3 separate regions of the Homo sapiens genome follow, and all the other regions are linked to region 3. The links are chromatin loops, found by intact Hi-C in ENCODE. Cell type or tissue: mammary epithelial cell. All regions are shown on one strand.

Region 1 (8,000 bases), 260 kb before region 3:
TCATGCACTGCGGTTATTGCATCATTTCCTAGTGCTTCATGTCATTATCACTGGTGGGGAAACAAAGCTAAATTTTATTAACAAAGACAACTCTCAGACCTATATAATAGGAGGAGGACGTCCAGAATCCAACAAAATTCAAACGGAGCCCATGCTGTTCTCCTGAACAAGATTTGGGCTAAATACGGCCTGTTTATTGAGGCTGTTTTAATGATGCTTTAAAAAAAAAAAATGTTTTCTAAAATGTCAAACCTGTTGACCACACTTTGATTAAAAACTGCCTCCTTAACCTCTGAAGACTGATTTTGCTTTATCATGTTTCAATAATAACATTTCAGAGGTTACTCTGTAGCCCCAGTTGTAAGCTTATAAAAACAAACTGGAAGGCTGAGGAGGTTATGGGCTGGCAGCCAGGCTATGTTTACAGCTGCTGGAGATGGCAGTAGCCTTATACTTTGAGCAGGTAGTACATCCCAGGCTGTGCTAGAGGTAGATTTGTTTTTTCACGTTTGATCTGTGGCTGGTGGCCACCTTTGTTGATTTGGGCTTACGAGTTTCATAGTAGCCAGTCTTAGAAAATTGGGGGAGTAAAATTTTGAAGTAAAAAAAAAAAAAAAATGACAAGGGAACCAAATGCTCCTTCTCCCCTTAGTACATTTTCATTACTTAATGAAGTTTTATCTCCTATGTAAGAATATCAAAATTGTAGTTTGGGTCTCCAGTAGAGATGTCTTTTGATTAACTTATAAACAACTGGCCACCCAGAAGTTTCCTTTGCATAGTCAACCAAAGCTATGGCTTTGTTCTTTGGAGCTTATATACTGCATGACTCCATTGATACAAATAAGACAGCACCTTGGTTTCCCAGGGATGTTTTCATTCAGAGGTCCTGTCTCCCAGGAAAGCAGTAGAACCAGTGACAGCATTCAACAGCCACACTGCATGGTCATCAGTCTTAGGCCAACATGGGAGCCTGAAATTAACTCCATCAGTAACTACCTGTGTGTCTTGCTGATACTGAATGAGCCCTCACAAGCCAAGCCAGGTGGAAGACAGCCAGCAAACGTCTACAGTTATTCTTAGTGAAATTCCTCAGAGGAATCCAGGGGGCTCCCAGTTCCCAACACTCTTCGAGATGACCATTTTTCGGGATTTGACTGGGGAACATTTTACATATTCAGTCTTTCTCAAAAATTTTTATTTATTTTCTTGAGAAAGGGTCTTACTATGTTGCCCAGGCTGGAGTGCAGAGTGGTGCGATAACAGCTCATTGCAGTCTGAACCTCTGAGGCTCAAGCCATCCTCCCATCTCAGCCTCCCAAGTAGCTGGGACCACAGGTGTGCACCACTATGCTTGGCTAATTTTTTGATTTTTTATAGAGACGGGGGTCTCGCTATGTTGCCCAGGCTGGTTTCAAACTCCTGGGCTCAAGGGATCCTTCCGCTTTGGTCCCAGAAGTGCTGGGATTACAGGCATGAGCCACTTCACCCAGCCACTTTTCTAATTTATAGACATAAAAGTAATTGACTCCCACAGCACAGTAACAGGCAATGCTGCTTGGCATGCCACAAACATCTGAAAGCTTGTGACACTCCTAGGATTGTGTCCATTCTTTCATTATGTGGAAACTTTGTTCTGTTATGTGAAATGGGTAAGGCACCAAGTGAGACTTTGAAATCTAATTTTTAGGTGGATGTGATATTTATTGTAATAGGACTTGACCTCTGTACTTTAAAGAAATCACTAACCAAATTTTCAAAGTTTCCTTTTAAATGCGTTTAGCTAGAAATCTATGTATTTATCCCTTTCCTATTTTGCATTCTTCTCCCACTATTTTTAAAAACTCATTTACAGTAGAAACCATTCTTCTTTCTCCCAACAGTATCCTTTGCCAAGACCATGAGAACAGTAAGGAGCATGTTGTTGGTCAGGGTTTCAGAATACGCGTGATGTCACTGAGAATGTTTGCTCACAGTCAATAATTGTCTTTGTGGATGTGATAATTTTGGAGATACACTTCTGGTCAGAACTCAGGTGAGATAATCTTGCAATACTCCAAATGCAGATACTCCAGCCACCCGCAAGGTTCCAGGAAAGGACAATGTCCTGCGAGAAAATCAGGAGGCCTCCACTTCCTGGGCCACTTGAGAAGTTCCTGGGCATGTCACTACATGTTGGTTGACTCAGCCATTTCTCATGCTGTTTTGTTTCTTGCGGTGGCCACTTAACCCCAAAGAATGAAGGGAGGATCCACAGTGAAAGTGCCTGAGTTTCTCTATGAGACCAGATGCTGTCGAAACCAAACATCTTTTCCTTTGCTCTATGGGAACATTTTAGGGTTTGTTTTGCACAGCTGGTTTCCAGACTAGAAGATTAACAAGTTTGGGTCCACCCCTAAGAATCAGTGGCTGTCTTTTAAGGTGAGGAGTGTGGGCTTAACTGAGGTCCTTTGAGGGAGCTATAAAGGAGAAACAACCTGGGACATCCCAGTTTTCCTATTCCTCCACTGTTAATATCTCATCTAAAATAATTCATGAGTTTAAATGGTAAATATATGCTTTAAGCTCTACCTTTAAACTTGTATGTTATTCAGGCATCTCTTATTAAGATACTGGGTCTCTGGATACCCAAGGAAATGTTGGCTTTTTATTCTTATGTGGTTCCAAATTTACTTCTCTTCAGTTTAATTGTCCATGGTAGTGCTGGCTTCATTGTTAGGTTGGAGTTATTATTTTCCTTTTAGAACAACATGAATTTTATTCACCTTACTATTAGAAAAAGGAATAACTACAGCCAGAAATAACTTCATTTCCTACAAGGTATAAAAAGTGGTCAAGTGAATGTGAAGGGGCTTTTCTACACAGGAATATATTATCGGGAACAAAGTATTTCCTGCTGCCTTAACTCTTTGGGATGCATAGGATAAAATGATAAAGACCATTTTAATATCAGAAAGGGTTGTCTTATTAATTTTTAAATAAAACTTCACATTTCTTAATGGGGAGCTCATTCAGAAACTAAATAATGGTTTCTCAAAGTGTGGTCAGGATACGATCTGCATCAGAATCCTTGGAATGCTTGTTAAAAATACCAATTGCTATGACAAAACCAAGTCTGCTGGAAACTGCATTTCAGCAGGTTTCCCATGTTATTCTGATGTATTTTAACATTTGAGAGCCACTACCAATCATCTGTACAGTTCCTACTGTTATGATCACAATAAGACTAACATGAATTTAATAATCTGAATAATTTTTAAAATTTAAATAAACAGAAATTGAAGTTAAATTTAAAAATAAAAATAACCTCAGAAGTTGAAAGTCCTGTCATATTTATTCTATTAGCTATATAAGTTTATACTGTCTCCACTACTTTTATATAATCCCCAAGGTTGTGATACAGATTTTGTTCCCTGTTTACTCTTTTTTAGATCTGTTTTAAACAAGTTATGCACTTATTCAGATTTAATTGCACTAATTATTTTTCCTCAAAAGGAATCAGTTTTATCACACATTGCCAGTAATTTTAAGTTCTGCCCTGACTGAAATTAATCAACTGGCCTTTTCAGTGGGAACTTTACTGATTTAGTGGGAATCAGATTCCTGTTGCTTCATCACAAATGTTATCCTACATATGAGTTAGAACCTCTCCTTGGTGTGGATTTGACAATTTAGCTAATGAAACAAGACTGTGTTCATTTTCTTTGAGAAATGAAAGCAGCTGTCACCCAATTTTGAAACTCTAAAATCAAAATTAGGCAAGAAGAAAGTTGTGAATGAAAAAACTGGCTCATTGATTCCTACTTCATTCTATAAATTATTCTCTAGGTGGAAAGGCAGCTGTATTTCTTGCTTAAACACTGGTATTGCTATTGCTTTACAGTAGGTTGAACAGGGGAAATATTTATATAAAGAGTTATTAAATTCTGATAAACGAGTGACTATAGGACATAAGGAAATTCTCTCTGGTACCCTAGAGCTAAGGAAGAGTACTCAAGGAAAGACAAACTGGGAAAGAGTCCCAAGCCTGAGGTTCAGACCTCCTTGGAGAACTGAACTCGACCCACATAGCAGGGAAGTTAGCTGGTTTGCCCAGGCTGGAACTGGTCTGCAGTCCCTGAGCGCATAGGAAGCAACCCTCCAGAGTGCAGGCTGGGTCAGTCCACCAGCAACCAACAGCCTGGCTGTGCACAGAGTGGGGGCCTGCAGCAGGCGTGGCTGCCCAGTGGGAACCCTCCAGGTCACAGGTGATCCTCACAGGATCTTCAGAGAGTGAGGAGCCAGTGTTGGCAGAAGGCCTTCCGGGCACTGATGCAGCAGGAATCTTTCAGGGCTCAAGTTTGTAATCCACAGGCCCAGGAGAAGGTTATGGCCAGAATGAGGCTTCAAGGTCCCAAGGCACCACCAATTGTAGGCAGTGGTTGGAAGAGAACTCCATCAGATGTCCTCACACCCATACCACTGACCCATAAGGCAGCAGCCACAAAGGGCCCCAACAGCACCCCCTATGGAGAGAGCTTAACATCGTGCTGACTGTAAAAGATGCTTAAAAGGACCCTGCCCATTACACAGACACTTGATTGAAGGGTTATTCCAGAGCTGAGCCAATAAATTGATAGCCGTCACAGACACATTGTTCTACATATATACCCTGGCATTATCTTCTGATACCACATGTAATTTTATAGTTGCTGATTCTGTAAGAACCATTTCTCAGATAATAAAACAGTGCCTATAAAATGGCCAACATATCTCTTGAAGGAGGTGTCAAAAGGAAAGCAGTTTCTCATTTATGTTTTCTTTAAACATGCTCCATACACCTATATTACTCAAAGTATCTAAATCAATAGATTTAGATTCAGGCCGATTTAAGAGCATGTCTAAGGTTTGTTTCTGTTGAGGTCTCTCTCTGCCTAGCTCTGCCTCTGTATACCTCTGTATGTGTCTACGTCTCTCTTGGTGTGTCTCCACATATGTTTTTCTCTATCTCAACATCTGCAACTGTCATACTTTCCTGTTCATTTATTCCCAAAATGATTCATATTTATACATTAAGTTCAGTGGTGCAATCATAGCTCACCACAGCCTCGAACTCCCAGGCTCAGGCGATCCTCCTGCTTCAGCCTCCCAAGTAGCTGGGACCACAGGCATGAGCCACCACACCTGGCTAATTTTTTAAAATATTTTTGGCAGAGATGGGGTCTCCCTATGTTGCCCAGGCTGGTCTCAAACTCCTGGGCTGAAGCAATCCTCCTGCCTCAGCCTCCCAAAGTGCTGGGATTACAGGCATGAGCCACCATGCCCAGGTGTTTTGTTTGTTTGTTTTAATTTGAAAGAAAAATTAAGAATCTCACCTCATTTTAAATTTTAATAAATATAAAGAAGATGTTGCAATATTGTTTAAATATATGTAAGAGTGAATGAGAACTATTCCTCATCTCTAATTAGAACAGAATATAGGAATTGGCTTTATTTTGTAGTAATAAAAATTGATTTGATAAAAAGGAACAATTCAAAGGCAGCTCATGGATACGGAAATGAGAATTTTAAAAGCCCATCTTCCCTCAAAGATTAAAAGAAAAAAAAGAAATAGAATACCTAACCTTGTATGCAATGGTTTAGAGCAGATTTATTAAAAGGCAGGGAGGTAGTCGGATGTCTCCTTCCAGTGAAAGTAGATAGGCAGAAAAGGAACTTAAGCTTAGGATAAAAAGAACAAACAACATCTTCCAAGTTGCCTCAAAAGGTCAACCTCAGTTTGATAATGTATCACTCAATGTGTTTTTTGTTTTTTTGTTTTGGTTTTGTTTTGGTTTTTTGAGACAGAGTGAGCCCGTAATCCCAGCCCTTTGGGAGGCTGAGGTGGGTGCATTATTTGAGGTCAGGAGATCGAGACCAGCCTGGCCAACATGCTGAAACCCCGTCTCTACTGAAAAAAAAAAAAAATTAGCCAGGTGTGGTGGTGCATGCCTGTGGTCCTAGCTACTCTGGAGGCCAAGGCAGGAGAACTGCTTGAACCCAGCAGGCGGAGGGTGCAGTAAGATGAGATCGCACCACTGCACTCCAGCCTGGGCAACAGAGTGAGACTCTGTCTCAAACAAACAAACAAACAAACAAACAAAACAAATTGTAAGTCCTTCTTGCAAATGTTGGTTAAAAGCTAACTAAGGAGTAATGTGCTTAGGAAGAAGAAACTAAGAAAATCAATTTACGGTGTGGTTAAGTAATGTGCCTCTACAGGTAGATGAGAGAGACGCATGTGTAGGAAGGGAGGTACAGCAGGAAAACTGTGTGTTCATCATGACTCTGGATGATTAAATATGTGCATTCACACAGGTAATTGAGAAGATATATGGTATGTCTGCTAACAAAAGTAGAACTACAGCTCTTCAGATCATATTGATCAGAAATCAGTAGAAAGTACCAAATAAAGACTTCTATCTACAGGAGATTCGTGGCATTGAGCAAGATGGCCAACTGGAAGCCCCTGGTGCTCGTCTCTCTCACAATGACAACCAGAACAATGAATAAACAACTACATTTTAACAAAAATAAGTGAGGGACGGTGCATCAGAGAAGTAACAGAAACCCCAGTGAGCAGAGAAATTCAGGATGGCCAAAGAGAATGGAAGGAAATCCTGGGCCTCTATTGCCCTGTCCCCAAACTGGGACTAGCTGGGAACCAGGAAGAACTTCTTCTTATGGTGAGGAGGTAAGAGGATTCCATAAATCCCCATCAGCACCTTGGATATCTACAAACCTCACCACTGGAGTCCCCTGCAGTCCTCACAGTTACTCAACCCAGCTGGGGGAGCTGCCTGGAGTCCACATAGCGTGCTCCTCCCAGAGAAGGAGCCAACACCATGCTGTGCCCCACGGCCCATGTGGCTGCTGCGCTATACCATCTTGGAACTAAAACTACAGCTGGAGTGTGTCTTGCTCCAGGGGTGCATAGCCACGGCTCCCTTTCATCCCTGAGGCTAAGCTGCCACTAAACCACCCCATCCCAGTGGCCTGACATCCCCAAGCTGAGCTGCAAGTAGCTGTTACAGCCTTCCCCAGGGCCAAGCAGAGGTGGAGTCACTCCACCTACCCCTACCCCTGCCCTTTCAGGCCGGAGCTGAAGTGGCACCCTGCCTCCCAGCAACAGTACCTAAGCCGTTCAGAGCAGCCACTCTTCCCCTATGCCTAAGTTGAAGCAGCACTCTGCATCCCAAGAAATGATGCCTTGGCTGCCACGCAGAGCAGCCATGCACCCTAGGACTTACGCTGATGCAGGGCCCTGCAACTGAGGGAAATGGTCCCTGAGCCACCCAGAACAGTCATGCCTCCCAGTCCTGAAGCAGCACAGCCCCTGGGGAATCGGTGCCTTGGCCAAGCTGAGCAGCTGTGATTCCAGGGCTGAGCTGATGTAGTACCCCATATCCCAGGGAAATAGAGCAGTGGTTGAGGTGAGACACCCTGCCCTACAGGCCAAACAACTCCAGTACCCTGTGCTTCCTTGGGGCTGGACTAGCTCCCTCAAGTACAAACTGCTGAGATGCCCCTCTTCTTGGGAAGTGAAGATATCACTTGCTGTTCCCTGCTCCCCCAAGGCCCAAATGAGAGATGTGCTCCACCATTCTGGGACACTTGCTGCCACCGCACCTGGCCTCTCACTCTGGGACACTGCCGGGTCCCACCATCCCATGGTCTAGAGGAGGGGTATCCAATCATTTGGTTTCCCTGGGCCACAGTGGAAGAAAAATAGTCTTGGGCCACACGTAAAATGCACTAACACTAACGAAAGGTGACAATAGCTGACAAGCTTAAAAAAAAAACTCAATGTTTTAAGAAAGTTTATGAATTTGTGTTGGGCCACATACAAAGTCATCTGAACCACATGTGGCCACACACCATAAGTTAGATAAGCTTAGTTTAGAGTCACTACTACACGGTCACCTTATGGGACCTGAGTTGCCACTGAGCCCTATTGGCTCAAGTTCCCAGATTGCAGGGAT
Region 2 (8,000 bases), 150 kb before region 3:
CAGTGGCTCACACCTGTAATCCCAACACTTTGGGAATATTGAAACATACAACTTATCACTTTAGGTCAGGAGTTCGAGACCAGCCTGGCCAACATGGTGAAACCCCGTCTCTACTAAAAATACAAAAATTAGCCAGTAGTGGTGGTGGTTGCCTATAATCCCAGCTACACGGGAGGCTGAGGCAGAAGAATTGCTTGAACCTGGGAGGCGAAGGTTGCAGTGAGCCAGGATCACACCACTGCATTCTAGTCTGGGCAACTTCCAGCCTCAACTTTTTTTGAGACTCTGTCTCAAAAAAAAAAAAAGGGTATAAAGCAATCAGTAATATTGTCAGATTTTAAATTTCAAGACAGGAGGGGTCATCTCCCACTCATCTTTATAAATCCCACAGCACTACACAAAACACATCTGTTGAATAAATTGATGTAGTAATAACAATATGACAAAGTAAAAGCATTCATTGGATTTTTTTAGAAAGTTGACATTTTTTCCATGAAATATCACTAGCTTACTAGTAGTTTACAATTTTTACTAGTTTACCAGAGTATTTGCATAGATGTCTATTGTATTCTTTTAATTTTTTATCTCTTCAAACTATGTCCCATCTGTGGTTGCCATTTTTCTTGCTTTGATTTGACAAAGTTTCATCTCTTATATAGGTCTTTTGGGAAAAAAGCTCTTAGATTTATTTATTATGCTTATTTTTCTAGTAGAAGAGATGTATTTATTTCAGCAAAATTATAAAGTAAAAAATCAAAGAAACAATAATATTTGGCACTCGCTGAGACATAATTTTGTAAAGAAGAAAACAGTAATCAGCATAAGTATAATAAATTATAAAGATCTATTGATCTTTTAATGGGGGCAAATAACCAGAAGAAACACAAAAAGACTTAAAATACAGCATCATTGTCACATCTCATGAAAACATTCCCATAAAAAATTAACAATTTCCACTTGAACATGTATTTCAGCCCTCTTTGAACTTATTCTGAAATCTTGATGCTCTACTGACGTTTATAGACTAGCCATTTTCTCACTCCATGAACTCACAAGTTATCGGTCTCTTCAAAAGCAATTAAAAAGGAGCACTTCATGTTAGATATAGAGTACTTAAAGGCTAATATTTAATCTTAATTGGCAACAAGTTTAGTGCAAATACAATTATATTTAGCGGCTTAGATAGTCCTGGTAAGGATGCATTCTCTTAACCCTTACTGTTTCCCCAGAGTGAAATCATTTCTCTCTTTTTATGAGTACAAACGTTGGCCATTCAAACCTCTGAAAACTAGTAACGATAATTCTGTTTGTTACACAGGGAGTTTCCATGAAAGATGGTTTCAGTCACTATGTAAATGAGCCACATGGTTTTTACATTTGGAAAGTTCCCTTCGGGTTGATACAAAAAAGCAGGGCCTGAATGACAGTCATTCCTCTTAGGAATGGAGTCCAAGTCATAACTGGATCTTACCCAGCTGCTTCTCTGATCAGTGAGAAGACCCAAAGGAGGCATTAATCATTTTACCCATTAACCACCATGCATGGAATTCAAAAGAAGACTTGAGAACAGGGCTGAGGAATCTCTTAAATCGAACTGTGCTCTCCAGTAATAATTTTATTTCACTGATTTAAATGCCAAAAAAAGAAAAATAAAGCCATCTGATTTCAAACCTGGTGCTTCCCACTGTCAGCCAAGATTTATTCTTCAAATGAACAGAAGCCAGAGAGCTACTAGCCAGAGAGGATTTTAATTGTGCTTCATCAATTCCTCGAATTGCTTCTCTTTTTGTTAGACATCTGTTCCCTCTCTAGCCAAGGCCTGGGACTCCTGCTTCAGGAAACAATATGGCTTACTGTGCCCAGCTCCATGGTGGCAAGGGAAGAGGAAGAATGCCTCCTAGATATCAAGCACCTGGCCCCGCCTCTTGTCTAGGTTTCTCCAGTCAAGGAGTTCAGCTTTCAAAAAGCTTGGATGACCCTCTTGAGGTCCAGGATGTAGTGACATAAGATCCAGGGAGGTCAACACCATCTCACTCGACCATCCTCTTTACCAACTCTCAGCAGCTTTTCTATTCCCCCTGAATTCTCTCACTGAGCAGGATGAGGGAGTGCTGCCTGCATGTTGGACAGAGAGACCCACCTCAGTCACTATACTCTTCTCTTTCCCTTGGACTGTGGAATTTCTCATACTGGTTGGCCAGTTTCCACTTGTTGTGCTGACTTTTGAGTAGTGCAGCGAAGGAAGTTTTTCGGGTGACACTTCTAGATATTTCCTTGCTCTTGGCCTTTCTGGTAGGGGAAGAACTTCCAACTAAGGGATAGACAGGGAAAATGGGCTTGCCCCGAGGAGCTCCCAACAGCTGCCATATTTCCCCAGAGGTATTACTGGTTAGATACTGCCATGGCTTCTTCCCACTGCTGTCCCTGACATTTACCCGAGAAGCCAACCTTTGCACTAGCAATTTGATGACCCCCTGGTGGCCGTGAATGGCTGCAAGGTGCAGCGGGGTATATCCACAACTGGACCTCACGTTTACATCAAGGACAATCCCTGCCTTCTTTGCTCCAGACACCAAGTCCTGAAGGGCCCTGAGGTCACCATGTTTGGCTATCCAGTGCAACGCAGTGTACCCAGTCAAAAAGTCTTTGTGCAAGGCCAGTTGAGGGTCCTCCCAGAACAAAGTCCACACCTGAATCCAGGAGCCACTGGCAAGCTTCACAATCCACTCATGCTCCCTGGCATCTAGTGGAACCAGGGATGATTTGTGCTCAGAAGTTCTGTGGGGGGCCAAGGCTGCAGACCCCTCCCCACTGGGGACCCACAGGCTGTGTCGCCAACCCCGCTCGGCCACAACAGCCTTAACCTCTGCAAGTTTTAGTGATAAACCTGCATCAACCCTTGGGCTGGGTGCCGTTCCTGCCTTGGAGGGCTTCCTGGATCGAGGTGGGCGCCGACTTCTTTTCAGCAAGCCCTCATCGAGGTACTCCTCATCAGAGGAGGACAATTTGGCTCTCCCTGCCAGAGAGCTCCTCCTGAGGGACCTCCTTAACTTAGGAACTGGCCAAGGCAAAGGCTTCAGGGGGTGGCCTGCAAGGCCATTAGCCCCTGCAGGGACCTGCTGAGAGATGTGACCATCCCCTCTGTTTCTGAGACCCTGAGGGCTCCGGCTGGGGCTGCCCTCCTTCCGAGATACAGAAAGGCCCCCAGCTGGATTCCTGAGCTTCCCCCTATCTGGGGTTCCCAAGACAACCTGCAGCCCCTCTTCAGAAGCCCCCGGGGAGTCTTTGGGCCCACTGCTGCTCTCCTCACTGCCATCACTCTCCTGGTCCACAAAGTCATCCAGATCTTGGAGGGACAGCTGACAACGAATGCTGCGAAAGACAGTCAATGAAGGGTTCCCCGCCCAGGATTCCCAGGACTCATCCGGAACAACAGGAAAGAGAGAGTGCGAGGAAAGACAGGGGTCTGGCGGCTCTGAATTAGGCTCCGTGGAGCCGGGTTCCAAGGGCAGCTGGAGGAAGTTGTCTGGCAGCACCGACCAGGCGCGGATAGGGCCCTGATCACGGGCCTCGGGCACCTGCGGGTGCCTGGCCACCCACTCTCGAGTGCGCTGCTGCTGCTGCTGCAGGGTCGAATAATGCAGGGAGCTGGGGGTCAGCAGCTCCGGCCGGTCTCCGCGGGGAGCGGGGCCGGGCAGGAGAGCAGGCGGGGAAGCCCTGCTTGTCGCAGCCTCGACGGTGGCGGGAGGCGAGTGAGCCACTGCAGGCACAGGCGCCGGCTCAGCTAGCGCGCCTTCTTCCCGCTCCCTGGAAGCCCCGCGGTCATCCTGGGCAGGCAGAGCCCGTGCCGGCTTCTCCTCCGCGGTGGCCGAGTGCGGGAGTGCGCCGAGCTCTCCCGGCAGTACAGCCAGGTTGTTCTGGAGGCATTCCCAGCAGCAGCGGCCCTGCGTCTTCGCCGCCGCGCAGCTCGCTCTCGCCTGGGCCCCTGCCGCTGCAGCTGCGGGCACCGGCGGCCTCTGTCCGGGACTGCCCTTCGATCCGCCGCCCTTCCCGGGCGCCCTACGGGAGTCGCTGCCCGGGAGTCCATTGCAAGCTGCGTCGGCGGCTCTGGCTGCTGCACCTGCTGGCTCCTCCTCCGGCTCCTTCTCGCGCCGCCGCCGCCTGGGCTGCTGCTGGGGCGGCTCCCCCCGGCGCGCGCCTCGCGGGGAGCAGGGCGCAGCTCCCCCTGCACTGGGGGCGGCCGCGGGCGGCTCGCGGGGTCGCTGCAGCCCCTCCTCCCCCAAAAGGTCCCTGTATCTCCTCTTGAGCACCACGTACTTGGTGCCGTCGGGGTCCTGGCGCACTGCGGCGACCGAGTTGACGAAGCCCTTGAAGAGCTCGCGGCGGTGCTGGTGCTGGCTGGGGGACGCGTCGGGGTCTCGGAGAAAGCTCTTGAAGTGGCTCAGCAAGGCAGCGTTGGTCACGCGGCCCCCAGCCTGGCACAGAAAGTCCAGTAGTGCCTCCTGGCTCAGCTCTCGGGCCATCGCTGCCTTGTCCTCCGCCCCAGAGGTGTCTGAGTCTCGCCCTCCCGGGGCTCTCCCCAGCCAGAGGAAACCCTGGCCGGGCGAGTGTCACCTGCGCCCGGGGCGGCACTAGCCGCCCCCATCAGCCGCGGAGGCCAGCGCTGCCCGCAGCCCGTGAGCGCGCCAGGAGGGCCGTGGGTCCCCTCCGGGTGGCCCCAAGGCTGAGTCCCCGCGGCAGTCTGCGTGAGAGAGGGCGGCTCCGAGGCCGCCCCTGCGCGACTCTAGCCTCTCGCAACGAGTCCTCACAGCGAAAGTTCCCGGGATAGGGCCGAGTCGGTTTCACCTGCGCCCTGGCGGCACCTCCTCCCTGCCTCTGGGGGAAGGGTCAGGCCCGCCTCCTCGTGTCCCTCCGCCCCCTGAGGTCTCCCCCACCCCCTGCCACCCATCCCAGAAGAGTCAGGCCGGAGAGCCAGCCGGTAGGTGAGGTTGGCGGCGAACCGAGCCGGCAGCGAACTGCTCTGCGGCCGGGGAAGTGGAAGGCAGGTAGGCGACCGGCCGTTCCTCTAAGTCTCCGCCACGCAGGAAACAAAAGCGATAGAAGGTCCGTTCCTGTCCTCCGGTGCTTTGATGAGTTCAGGCTGAAGCCGATGGGGGAGGAGGAGAAGCTGCAAGTTAACAGGCAATCTGAGTTATCTTTCTTTATTAACGCTGTAGAGGAGTACTTCAGATTTCTCGAGGCTGTATTGAGGTCCGCAAAACTCACTTTGCATCCAAACTAAATTTTTCTTAATATAGAAATACTTTCTGGGCCGCTTCTCCGGCGCCCCCTCCAAGGGGTCCGAATACATCCAAGTCTATACTGAAAAGAGAAATCACTCTGAAAATTACTACTGGGCAATATTGGTTTGGGACTTTTTCTTTCATACTTGTCTTTCCTTCATACTTGTCTCACATTAAGGTGCTGGAAAAAAAAAATCACTTTGATAGCTTCTTGCCCCCGGCGGCTAAAATGAACTAGGAATTATGTCTCGCCAGTTAAGGTATTTGATGTGTAGCATTAGTTTGCTTTTATTTACTCTAAAATTTGTGAACAGCAGAGATTTGTACAGTGTTTTGTATTGGCTTGGTGAAGTGCTTCCTTTCAGAATGTAAGGTTCAAAATGCAGACTAGAGCTGTCTTTAACAGCACCTTTTCCCCCTAACAGCTGGGATCCCTCTTCCTTTTTCTCTCTCCACATGTTGACCCTTCTGTCTTTGATGTGAGATCCTGGATGTCCCTCACTGTTCCTTATCAGTCCTGTTGACATGCCTGAGATAGTTTTCACTGTCATTATCTCTTTACCTGTTTTAGTTCCAAGCCTTCTCTCATTCTTTTCTTTAACTTGGCCTTCCCATTTCTTTCTGTTACACGACATCCTTGTTTACCTTCGGCCTCTACTGACAGGAAATATGTCTGTTTCTCAGATCCTCTCATGTCCACTGTATTTCCCATTCAAAAACCTCGATTTTCTCCTTCCCTGTAATTTGCCTCTCTTTTCTCATGGACTCTTCTCATCTTTTCACTTTTCCTTTTGCTCTTCTATTTCTGATTACTCATAGTTCCTATACTTCTCGCCAAGAAAGAGTATTGAAAGTATGTGTGTTGGCCCTACAATTGTTGACAAAGACATGTTTTAGCATGGACCAATCTTAGTGACTGCCCTATAGACCACATTAACTGAGCTTGATTTTAAATCCCCAAAAATACCCTAGCACTTTTCCAGGAATGAATCTTTGGTTTTACATTATCTAGGTCAGAAAAAAAGAACTGGAAACATTTTTGTCTATTTTTGGCATTTTCTAGGATCCAAACCCAATACTGGGTTGAGAGAGGGATAGTGGTTTTCACTGATGTCTCTACATAACATCAAGCCTTTAGGATAGTTTTTAAAATTAAGGTTTTGTATTAAATTTCAGCTTTCTTTTGAGTTTATTTGCTGGTATAGAGTCTTGTTGGGACTGAGTAAGGTGAGTCCATACCTAAGGCAGGAGGAACACCAAATGAAAGACTCAAGTGGGCATTTTAGAATGGCAAGTGGAAAGAATCCCTCTTTGCTACTTTTTAAAACATCTGGTTACAAAATAAGGGGCTAACTGCAAAAGAGAGCCATAATATGGACTGAGGTTTCGACTCAAAGGAAATAAAAAGACTAGAGTGAAAGAAAGTGGAGGGCCAGGTGAGGGGAGATTATAAAGCATCTGTTTGTTGAAATCAGATCATTTTTAGTTGAGGGTGGAATTAATAGGATTGGAGCCAAAAAGAAGAAAAAAAAATCTGATTGCTTTAGATTTCTGGATTCCCAGGTACTTTGGTGTCCAGACCTTCTCCTCTCTCTCTCTCTTGTCCCAGGATAAAGAGGTGGTTAATTGGAAAGCTCTTTACATTATCTCAGGGAGAATTTTCCTGCCTCCCACATATACAGTTCATTATTTCCAAAAATATTTATGAAGCTCCTACATTACCCTGACACTGTTGGAAATGGGTATAAAGAAGAAAGTGTACTTGAGAATTCACTATTTCTCTCTATTTAGTAAGGAGCAACAAGAGAAATGGCATGAACCTGAGTGCTAAGTGATTTAACAGAGACATGCACCACATACTGGTGAAGTTGAGGGGAGGTGCATAAAGGAAGAACTCAGGCTCAGCTTGGGGGATCAGGACAATTTTCCAGTAAGAGCTAACTTTGGGGCTGGGCGCGGTGGCTCACAGCTGTAATCCCAGCAGTTTGGGAGGCTGAGGCGGGCGGATCACGAGGTCAGGAGATCGAGACCATTCTGGCTAACATGGTGAAACCCCATCTCTACTAAAAATACAAAAAAATTAGCCGGGCGTGGTGGCGGGCGCCTGTAGTCCCAGCTACTCGGGAGGCTGAGGCAGGAGAATGGCGTGAACCCGGGAGGCGGAGCTTGCAGTGAGCCGAGATCGCGCCACTGTACTCCAGCCTGGGCGACAGAGCGAGACTCCGTCTCAAAAAAAAAAAAAACAAAAAAAAAAAAAACAAAAAAAAAAAACAAACAAAGAAAGAAAAGAAAAGAGCTAACTTTGAGTAAAAAGGTGAGAATAGGCTTTAAGGCAGAAAAAACATTGGTGCGAAGGCAAAGAGCTGGCTTAGCATCGCTATTTGGGGAATGAACTGCCAATAGATCTGCTTGGCCTGTTTGGCTTTAAGGAAGACGATGTGTGTGGATGTGCTGGAAAGGGAAAAAGTAGATGGGAATCAGAAGATGAAGGGCTTTGGGGGCAGGGGCGGCTTGGAAGAATTTTCCCAAGGGTAGCAACCTGACCAGATTTGTACTTTAGAAAGATCTCCTGGAAGTAAGTGTTGGTTTGGAATCATGACCAATATTAATAAGTAAAAAGAGTACATTGTAGAACAATGTTGTATGTAACCAAACCTAAGAACCATTGATTGTATGACACATTGTGATTTTAGAGATGTTAAAATATGGAAAAAAGTT
Region 3 (8,000 bases):
TGGCTGACCAAGTAAGGGATGTGAAACCATCTTGGGTATAATTACTAGCAATAAAAATTACTGGCTTATCTCAAACAAGATTGTGGAAAAGCAAAGCAGGGAGAAGTGAGCCATCTAAACCTGTTTCCATTGGTAATAGGCTTTTTGTTCTTCATCAATCTTAAACAAATATTAGTTCTTTTCAGATACAGACTCTGCCTTAATACGAGCATAGTCTAGATGGTCTCCTTGAGATTAGCCCAGCACACGTGTAAAGGAGAGATCCAACTTTCTCAATGGTTATGCACTGAGCTGGACAGATAGAAACAGGTCCTCACCCCCAATAATTGACCGAACTTCTTTTCCCGTCAACAGTGCTTATCAAGTTCCTTCTTATTTGGTTATCTATCTATCTATCTATCTATTTATTTATTTATTTATTTATTTATTTATTTATTTTTGGCCTGCTATTGGCCCAGATTATGGGTAAACAGGTCTGGTATCAAACAAATACGTGGCTAAGTGCGATGGCTCACACCTGCAATCCCAGCATTTGGGAGGCTGAGGCCGGTGGATTGTTTGATGTCAGGAGTTTGAAAACAGCCTGACCAACATGGTAAAACCCTGTGTCTACTAAAAATACAAAAATTAGCTAGGCATGGTGGCGCGTGCCTATAATTCCAGCTACTCAGGAGACTGAGGCAGGAGAATCGCTTGAACACAGGATGCGGAGGTTGCAGTGAGGCAAGGCCGCCCCAGTGCACTCCAGCCTGGGCGACAAAGCACATCTCCGTCTCAGAAATAATAATAAAATAAAAAACACAAAAGACTATTAAAGTTTTTTTAAGCCACCTTTAAAACCTTTTGTTTCACAACTGACTTATCTTCCCACCTGGAGACTGACAGTGATGGCAGTGTGGCTCACTTCAGAGTTCCTAGTGCTTGAATTTTTAAGACCATGGTATCTAGTTTTTGCGAAGGATGCCATCTGTCTTTCAGGTCAATCTCCAGCAAGCAACTGGCATACCCAGGGCTGGTGAAGGGATTGCTTGTATTAATTTTTTTTTTCTTTATTGGACTCTCACTCTGTTGCTTAGGCTGAAGTACAGTGGCATAATCACAGCTCACTGCAGCCTTGACTTCCTTGGTTCAAGCAATCCTCCCACCTCAGCCTCCTGAGTAGGTAGGACTATAGACATCAGCAACTATGCCTGGCTAATTTTTTTATTTTTTGTAGGGATGGGGTCTCATGTTGCCCAAGCTGGTCTCAAACTCCCGGCCGCAAGCATTCCTCCCACCTCAGCTGCCCACAATACTGAGATTACAGGCATGAGCTACTGTGCCCAGGTTGCATGTGCTAATTTGAGAAGACTAATTGGGAGCCTAGGTGTCTACTCATCTCCCTTTCCTACCTTGCTATTCCTGATTAACAGCTATATATAAATGAGACCTATTGGTTGTCAGTGGAACATCACGTGAGGTACAAAAGATTTCACATCTGCCTCAAATCAGTTACTTGTAGGGATGTGAGATGAATAGCCTTTCAGTCCATTGTGGAAAGTTTCTTCCAAAGTTATGGCACCTAGACCGGGGAGGCAAAGGCTATTATAACAAGATTTTTTTGGTCCCTGTCTCACAAAAGAACAAATAAATGTGTGTGTTTGAGGGTGGGGAACGGGGAGCAGAATAACATTCCATAAAGAGCTGGGCTTAGACAGGTGCATTGGCTCAACATCTGTAATCCCAGCACTTTGGGAGGCAGAAGTGGAAGGATCACTTGAGGCCTGGAGTTTGAAACCAGCTTAGGAAACATAGTGAGACCGTATCTTTAAAAAAATTTTTAAAGTTAGCCAGGCATGGTGGTGTGTGCCTGTAGTCCTAGCTACTCAGGAGGCTGAGGTGGGAGGATTGCTTGAGCCCAGGAGTTCAAGGCTGCAGTGAGCTAGGATCGTGCCACTGCACTCTACCCTGGGCAACAGACCTAGACCCTGTCTCTTATATAAACAAAAGAGCTGGGCTTAACTGTGAACAATGTGTTTAGAACTCTGGAGAGTTGCAGTTCTAGCTTTCCTTGTCTTTTTTTCTTATTCACTCATCCATCTTCCCCCAACCCCTCCTTCCCTCTTTCCAAATACTTTATTGTGTATACTGCACCAGGCCTACATTAGGTACTGGGGATTTAGCCATGCACTATGAATTGAACTTGTATAACTCATATAAGCACAGCAACGTTAAGAGTGAAAGAAAGAAAAGGCAAGCCTTTTCTATGCTAAGTCGTTTGCTGAAGATAGATCATATCCTGAAAAGCAAAAAGGATTCTGCTCCCCACCAGTCACTTTGTCGTGGCTGCTTGCCTAAAGTTGGCCTTCATTCTGGAGTGTCCTATTGCCTAACAAAATAAGCTATTTCCAAGAAATGGGAGACCAGTTCACTAGGCCTAGGGCTATTCAAACTGCTTTTTTACAACCTTACTGTTGTGTAACACAATAAGGTCAACAATTCTGGCATTTGATCTGGTATGAAGGCTATACTTCTAGAGTTAAGAGAAAGGCATTTCATCCTTCTCATTTCATCCTTAACTCCAGAGGCTCTTAGGAACTAAAAAAGTGAGTTCTTCTCAAATTTCTCTGATAAGACATTCTTGGTTATCTTATTACGCCTTTTAAAGTAAAACTGGCACAAGGGAGAGTTATGTCTGACATTGGTCTTACATACGAGTACATCATAAAAGCCACTAAATATGGTGAGGGAAAACTTGCTATTTCTTGATGCAAGCTGTGCTAAGTAAGCGTGCTCTTCAATTTTTCTCTCCTAATGATTGGCCAAATCCAATTCAAACTGAAAGCAGCAAGGTTTTGGGACTTGGCTATATTCAAGCCTTCCCAATTGTATTTCTAGGCTACTTTACAGAACCACACAACTCACTAATTGGGATTTGTAAGACTGGTTCTGGTTTTTCTTGGTCTGAAACGTGGTATCCAGTCACCATCTGCCCCTTAACCCTGGCTGATCTTGCCAAAGTTCCCTGTCTCTCACACACACAGGCCTCCTGTACCTTAAGTAATATGAACTTCTAACTAAGCCAACACAGTTGGCTCAGCAACCAGATGAGTGTTCAACTGCTCACTAACATACAGTAAACTCAACTCAATTTCTCCCAGAAATTGAAAAAGATGCTGTATTTTTCTAAAAGCACCATCTAGTGGCCAAAACTCATAGCATTATTTGATAACAGGTATAGGAGACATTCTCCTCAACATAAAGACTGAAAGAATTTTCGAGGCTTTAGAAGTAACATTTACATGTTAGACAAAACTTCATGATGTCAAATAGAAAGGGTAAACGTTTGAGATGAGTTAGAAGTTGAACCCTGTTAAACTGGGGATGCATTCTGCCAGGTTGGTTGTGAGAACCTGTGACATAGTATCTTCGCTTTCCAGTTGAAAATGTGCAAACTACTTTAGATAAAGATAAGCTCCTCATCATGTTGGCTGTACATCAGTAGCTTAACCACATTTTCTTCTCAAGTGAAAAGCCACCATGCTGCTTTGGGCACTAATGCTCAAGCATAACTTGCTTCAGGAAATCTAGGAGTAAATTTAATAGCTTGAAAATTCAGGTTTGTAAAGAGCACAGAGGACACACACAAGTGGCTGACTCTAATAACACAGGAGAAAATACATAGTATTTCTTGGGGGCACAAACACCAGTGTCTTAATTCTCTCAAGAACATAGGTTCAGATTCTCTTCAACTTGGCTGAGTGAAGAGCTACATTCTACCTTCCTTCACAGCCAAAGGTAGCATCAGGAACATTTATGACAAACTGGTCATATTTGACCTTTTACTGACATTTGGGAGCATTCTGCGTTCCCAGCTTTCCCTTCTCCCTCCAAACTAATACATCGTCTATCTGTAGAGAAAACTTATAGTTCTCTATATAACTAACTTTATATTCATCTCGTAGAGAATGAAGAAGTAAAATATTTAGCTTCCAGTCTGATCTTCAAGGGCTAGAACATGTTTAGGTTTTTTTTTTTTTTTTTTTTTTTTTGGTTGAATGGAGGATTAGAGAATAACTACTATCCCCATCAAGTATATTCCCTTGCCTTTCCAGAGGCTTCACGGAGCGACAGGTTTTTTAACCACCAGGAGGCACAAGACAATTATGATGCAGAGTGCTCAAGTTTCTGGATCTTGAGTTTGTGATGTGATGCCAAAGTTTAACACAAGTAACTTGGGACAGGCTGAGAATAGTTTCAGGTAAAAGGAACTAATTGAACAGCAGGAACTTTTTTTTTTTTTTTTTTTTTTTGATAGTCTTCCTCTGTTGCCCAGGCTGGAGTGCAATGGCACGATCTCGGCTCACCGCCTCCTGGGTTCAAGCGATTCTCCTGCCTCAACATCCCGAGTAGCTGGGATTACACACCTGGTTAATTTTTGTATTTTTTAGTAGAGATGGGGTTTCAGCATGTTGGTCAGGCTGGTCTTGAACTCCTGACCTCGTGATCCGCCTGCCTCAGCCTCCCAAAGTGCTGGGATTACATGCGTGAGCCACCGCACCCGACCGGAACATTCTTAATGAAAAGTTCTACACTGTTCAAGAATACTAGGCTCTTTCTGTCACAAGCCACAGTTCTCTAAGGGCCCACAGTAAGTTGTGAGGAAGTGGGCTCAGTCCTCTGAAATGGTGGCCAAGGTTTAACAGTGCTTTTGAGGGCCAGGTCTCCAAAACTATCACTGAACTGAACGATGGGTTAAATAAGCTCTGAGGCATGAGGGCTAGCAGCCCACTATCCCACTTGATTCGGTGTCCCATGAGAAGAATGCTGTGTTCCAAACTAACTTACCAGCAATTTGTAAATGTTGAAAACCTTAAGACTGAAAAGTGAAAATCCTATTGTCCTCTAACATTCTGCTCAATTTGCAGCTACTGGACTACAAATGAAATACTGACTCTAAACTCAGTTTTATCCCTAGCTGTCTACATAACACAACTATGTCCTCATCTGTTAAATAGGAGGAAGTTTCATAGTATCTGTATCATTTTACAGATACTATGAACATATGCAGTTGTAAACTTCTTAGAGCTCCTACAATTCAGATGAATTAAACAGATGAAGATCAGGATGAGAAATTTTTAAAATGTCTATCTGTGAAGCCAATCCTTTGCTATCTTCCCTCCCACTCCCTTTACTGACATGTGAGTAAATGCTTCCCATTTAATTGGATTTTAAGGTCATAAAACAGGTAAGTCAACCCTACCACAAGAATTTTTTACAAATCAGATGATGACCTGAAAATACTCTTGTTCTGCTAAATCTGAACATTACAAAATGGCTAAAAATGACATTTTAAAGATAGGGGTCTGAGCCTACTCTCACAAGCAGTCACATTAAGATGTAAATTTACTATTTGGAGGATTCACAGTGCACCAGTGAAAAAATATCACGAAAGAAAAATTCTTATGTCTAAAACCTATATCCCTCGATCACATTCAGATCCTCTTCATGTTTTATTTTCAGTAAGTGTATTCTTGGTCTTTCTATTGTTTTCTCTAGTTGAAATAGCAGTGCCTAGCCAATCAGGAACCTGTACCTCTTCACAACCAGAAAAAAGTCACAAAAACAAAAGTTAAGGACAACTTTTTATTGCTACCAGAGGCTTTTATCATCAGTACACAGTTCTGACTGCAATACCTTTTTCAGACTGCAAAGGGAGCTCAGGATCCAGAAGTCATTAAAAGAAACATAAGGCTGGGGAGGCAGGGGGAGTAAGTTCTATTAGAAAATCCTAATAGCTTAACAAAACTAGGGTACTAAATTCAGTTATAACATGTTACAGACTTAAATCATAGAGCTGCCCCAACATCTAGACAGTCTCTCCTACTGATTATAAATGAGTGAAAACTATCAGTTAGAAAAATCTAATTTAAGTTGTTAATACATGTTTCTTTGGTGAGCACCTGGATATATTTATCACAAATTCTTTTATACAAATGTCGAAAATGCTTTCAACAAACCTAAGTGTCCTAATTACATGCCACTTTTAAGCATCACTTTAAGGTAAACAAAAATGAAAACCATAATTTTAAATTAAAATTTGAAATGAGACACAAAATCAACCTGGTAATATGAGAACTTTTTCTTTTGCCATCTCTGATTAATATGGGACAATTCCAAAGTACCCTTTTCAGACTAATTGGAACTTGAGTCATGGCTGTCACACTGAAATAATTTGTTCATTCAACTGCAGTGAAAATCAATATAGATCAACATGCATAAAGTTCAGTAACTATTAAATGGAGAAGCAAGCAAAAGCAACAGGAAAATTAAATCAGGATGCTGAGGGGGAACAGGATTGCTGGCCATGAATTTTAATTGAATTTTTGACGGGGCAAGCTACGTTACATTATGGCAGAAAAAAAGTGCAACTGACATACTACAAAGAGATTTTTTAAGTTTAAAAAAAGTTTGGATCTTTTGGATTTCTTTTTTTTTTTTTTGGTCTTTATGTGCTTAAATAACGCTGAATTATAATTAGCCACACAAATAATGAGAGTTTTATTTTTTTTTTCTGGCTCACTCCAAATCAGCCTGTTAAGGTATATTTCCTTCTACAGCCTTTCCTGATTTTGCATGTTCTCATTCCCAAAGTAGTCTACCTTAGTTTACACTCAAAGGTAGCACTTGTTGAAACTACATGACAGAAACAGGCTGCAAAGGTGGACAAGGGGAAGCATGTCCCTCTTGTCTTGATAAATCAGTGCCACACACAGAACCCACATTTTCTGAGACATTATCTTCATTATAGAGCCGTTTGATTCCATCATAGAAGTCATCCACTTCCATTTCCTCTACTTTGCGTTTAGTAGAGGTCTGCTTGCACCCACTGGCAGCTGGGAGATGATGGTAAAAGGCTGCTGTACCTCTGACTGGCACTTCTGGCTTGCTGTTGTCCTTGGAGAAGTCTGGGCCTGGGACAGAGGAGGGATGTAATCTGAACACTCCTTTGTCACAGGTCACCAGGGTGTGCTTGAGGGGACGGTAGACATAAACGGAATTCAGAGGCAGGGAAGACTGCAGAGTAGAAAGGTGATGTGCCACAAGCTCCCGACAATGGATCAACTGGGAGCTATCCATCTGGGCCAGGAAAAAAAAAAAGCCACACACAGTTGATCATTAATTAACATAGGCTGCTCTGTTATCTCTGGTGGCCATTTTTCCTCCCTGTGCTTTCCGTCCCCGCTGAGTCTTTTCTCTCCCCACATCTACCTCCAACTCATTTATTTATCCAGCTACCCATCCATCAACATCATCTTAGAAATTAGGTCCAAATCTGTATTTCTAATATAATTATCTTTGGAACTTGAGTTTTGTATTTGCAATGTATGCTGAACATTTACATGAGAACAGAAACTACTTTTTTGTATCCAACGTCTGTTTTTTTTTTTTTTTTTTTTTTTTTTCAGTCTATTCCCCCTGTCTGGAAGGCCCTTCATCCTACTCTCTTGGCCTCTTCTAATTTTTTTCAGTGGAGTCCAAAGTACTCATAAACACATTCATTAAAAATGTAAGAAGCCAAAGGGCAAAAAAAAAATTTTTTTTAATCAGGGATGAGGAGGGAAGCTAAGAATTTTAAAATAGTAAATGAAAAATTTAGAAATATGTATTTTGTAGAAAATAGTAGACTTAGCACTAAGATGAAATGTTTTTGGTAAAGTTTTTAATTTGGGAGTTTTGCTGATTCCTTCTTACCCTTCAGGACAATTCACAGATATCAATCCTTTCTGGAGTTACCCCTGACTCCCTCAACACCCCAAAACTCTAAATGCCACGGTCATCTGTTTCTATATCAACCTTTTAACATATTTATGGCCAGGCGTGGTGGCTCATGCCTGTAATCCTAGCACTTTGGGAGGCCAAGGCAGGTGGATCGCTTGAAGCCAGAAGTTCAGACCAGCCTGGCCAACATGGCGAAACCCCTTCTCTACTAAAAATACAAAACATTAGCAGGACATGGT

Evidence for each region. Hi-C counts contacts between places; a loop is a spot of excess contacts. Peaks named below come from ENCODE experiments on the same cell type or tissue, not always from the same donor. Only the 100,000 strongest peaks of a DNase experiment are listed, where the experiment ranks them.
Region 1: a loop joins it to region 3, with 4 times the contacts of the local background. A loop is called at or near these places in 4 of 110 quality-filtered maps.
Region 2: it touches region 3 in a loop (3-fold over the local background); 9 of 110 quality-filtered maps call a loop at or near these places.

The regions. Positions count from the first base shown.
Region 1 is chr4:76,779,933-76,787,932 of GRCh38, forward strand. SHROOM3 (shroom family member 3) reads left to right here. Exons shown (of 11, transcript NM_020859.4): 11 at 1-3,321. The region is part of intron 1 of SHROOM3-AS1 (SHROOM3 antisense RNA 1); the gene reads right to left. Among named protein-coding and RNA genes, the nearest start is that of SHROOM3-AS1, 19 kb to the right of the region's middle. RefSeq lists enhancers at 1,571-2,770, 1,810-2,769, 1,901-2,270, 2,004-2,298, 6,664-7,165 and 1 more and silencers at 4,366-4,435, 4,446-4,495, 4,546-4,615. In mammary epithelial cell, a CTCF peak has its summit at 4,497; DNase peaks (open chromatin) are centred at 2,249 and 3,089; H3K4me3 peaks cover 511 bases; H3K27ac peaks cover 4,143 bases.
Region 2 is chr4:76,893,327-76,901,326 of GRCh38, forward strand. SOWAHB (sosondowah ankyrin repeat domain family member B) reads right to left here and starts at 4,818. Exons shown (of 1, transcript NM_001029870.3): 1 at 826-4,818. The coding sequence starts at 4,523. The coding sequence ends at 2,142. RefSeq lists silencers at 4,169-4,278, 4,539-4,838, 4,909-4,978. In mammary epithelial cell, no CTCF peak of the experiment used is centred here; a DNase peak (open chromatin) is centred at 4,925; H3K4me3 peaks cover 2,525 bases; H3K27ac peaks cover 158 bases; H3K27me3 peaks cover 437 bases.
Region 3 is chr4:77,041,544-77,049,543 of GRCh38, forward strand. It overlaps CCNI (cyclin I), which reads right to left. Exons shown (of 7, transcript NM_006835.3): 7 at 5,612-7,119. The coding sequence ends at 6,676. Among named protein-coding and RNA genes, the nearest start is that of CCNI, 30 kb to the right of the region's middle. In mammary epithelial cell, CTCF peaks have their summits at 3,180 (motif pointing left), 4,113 (motif pointing right) and 5,680; no DNase peak of the experiment used is centred here.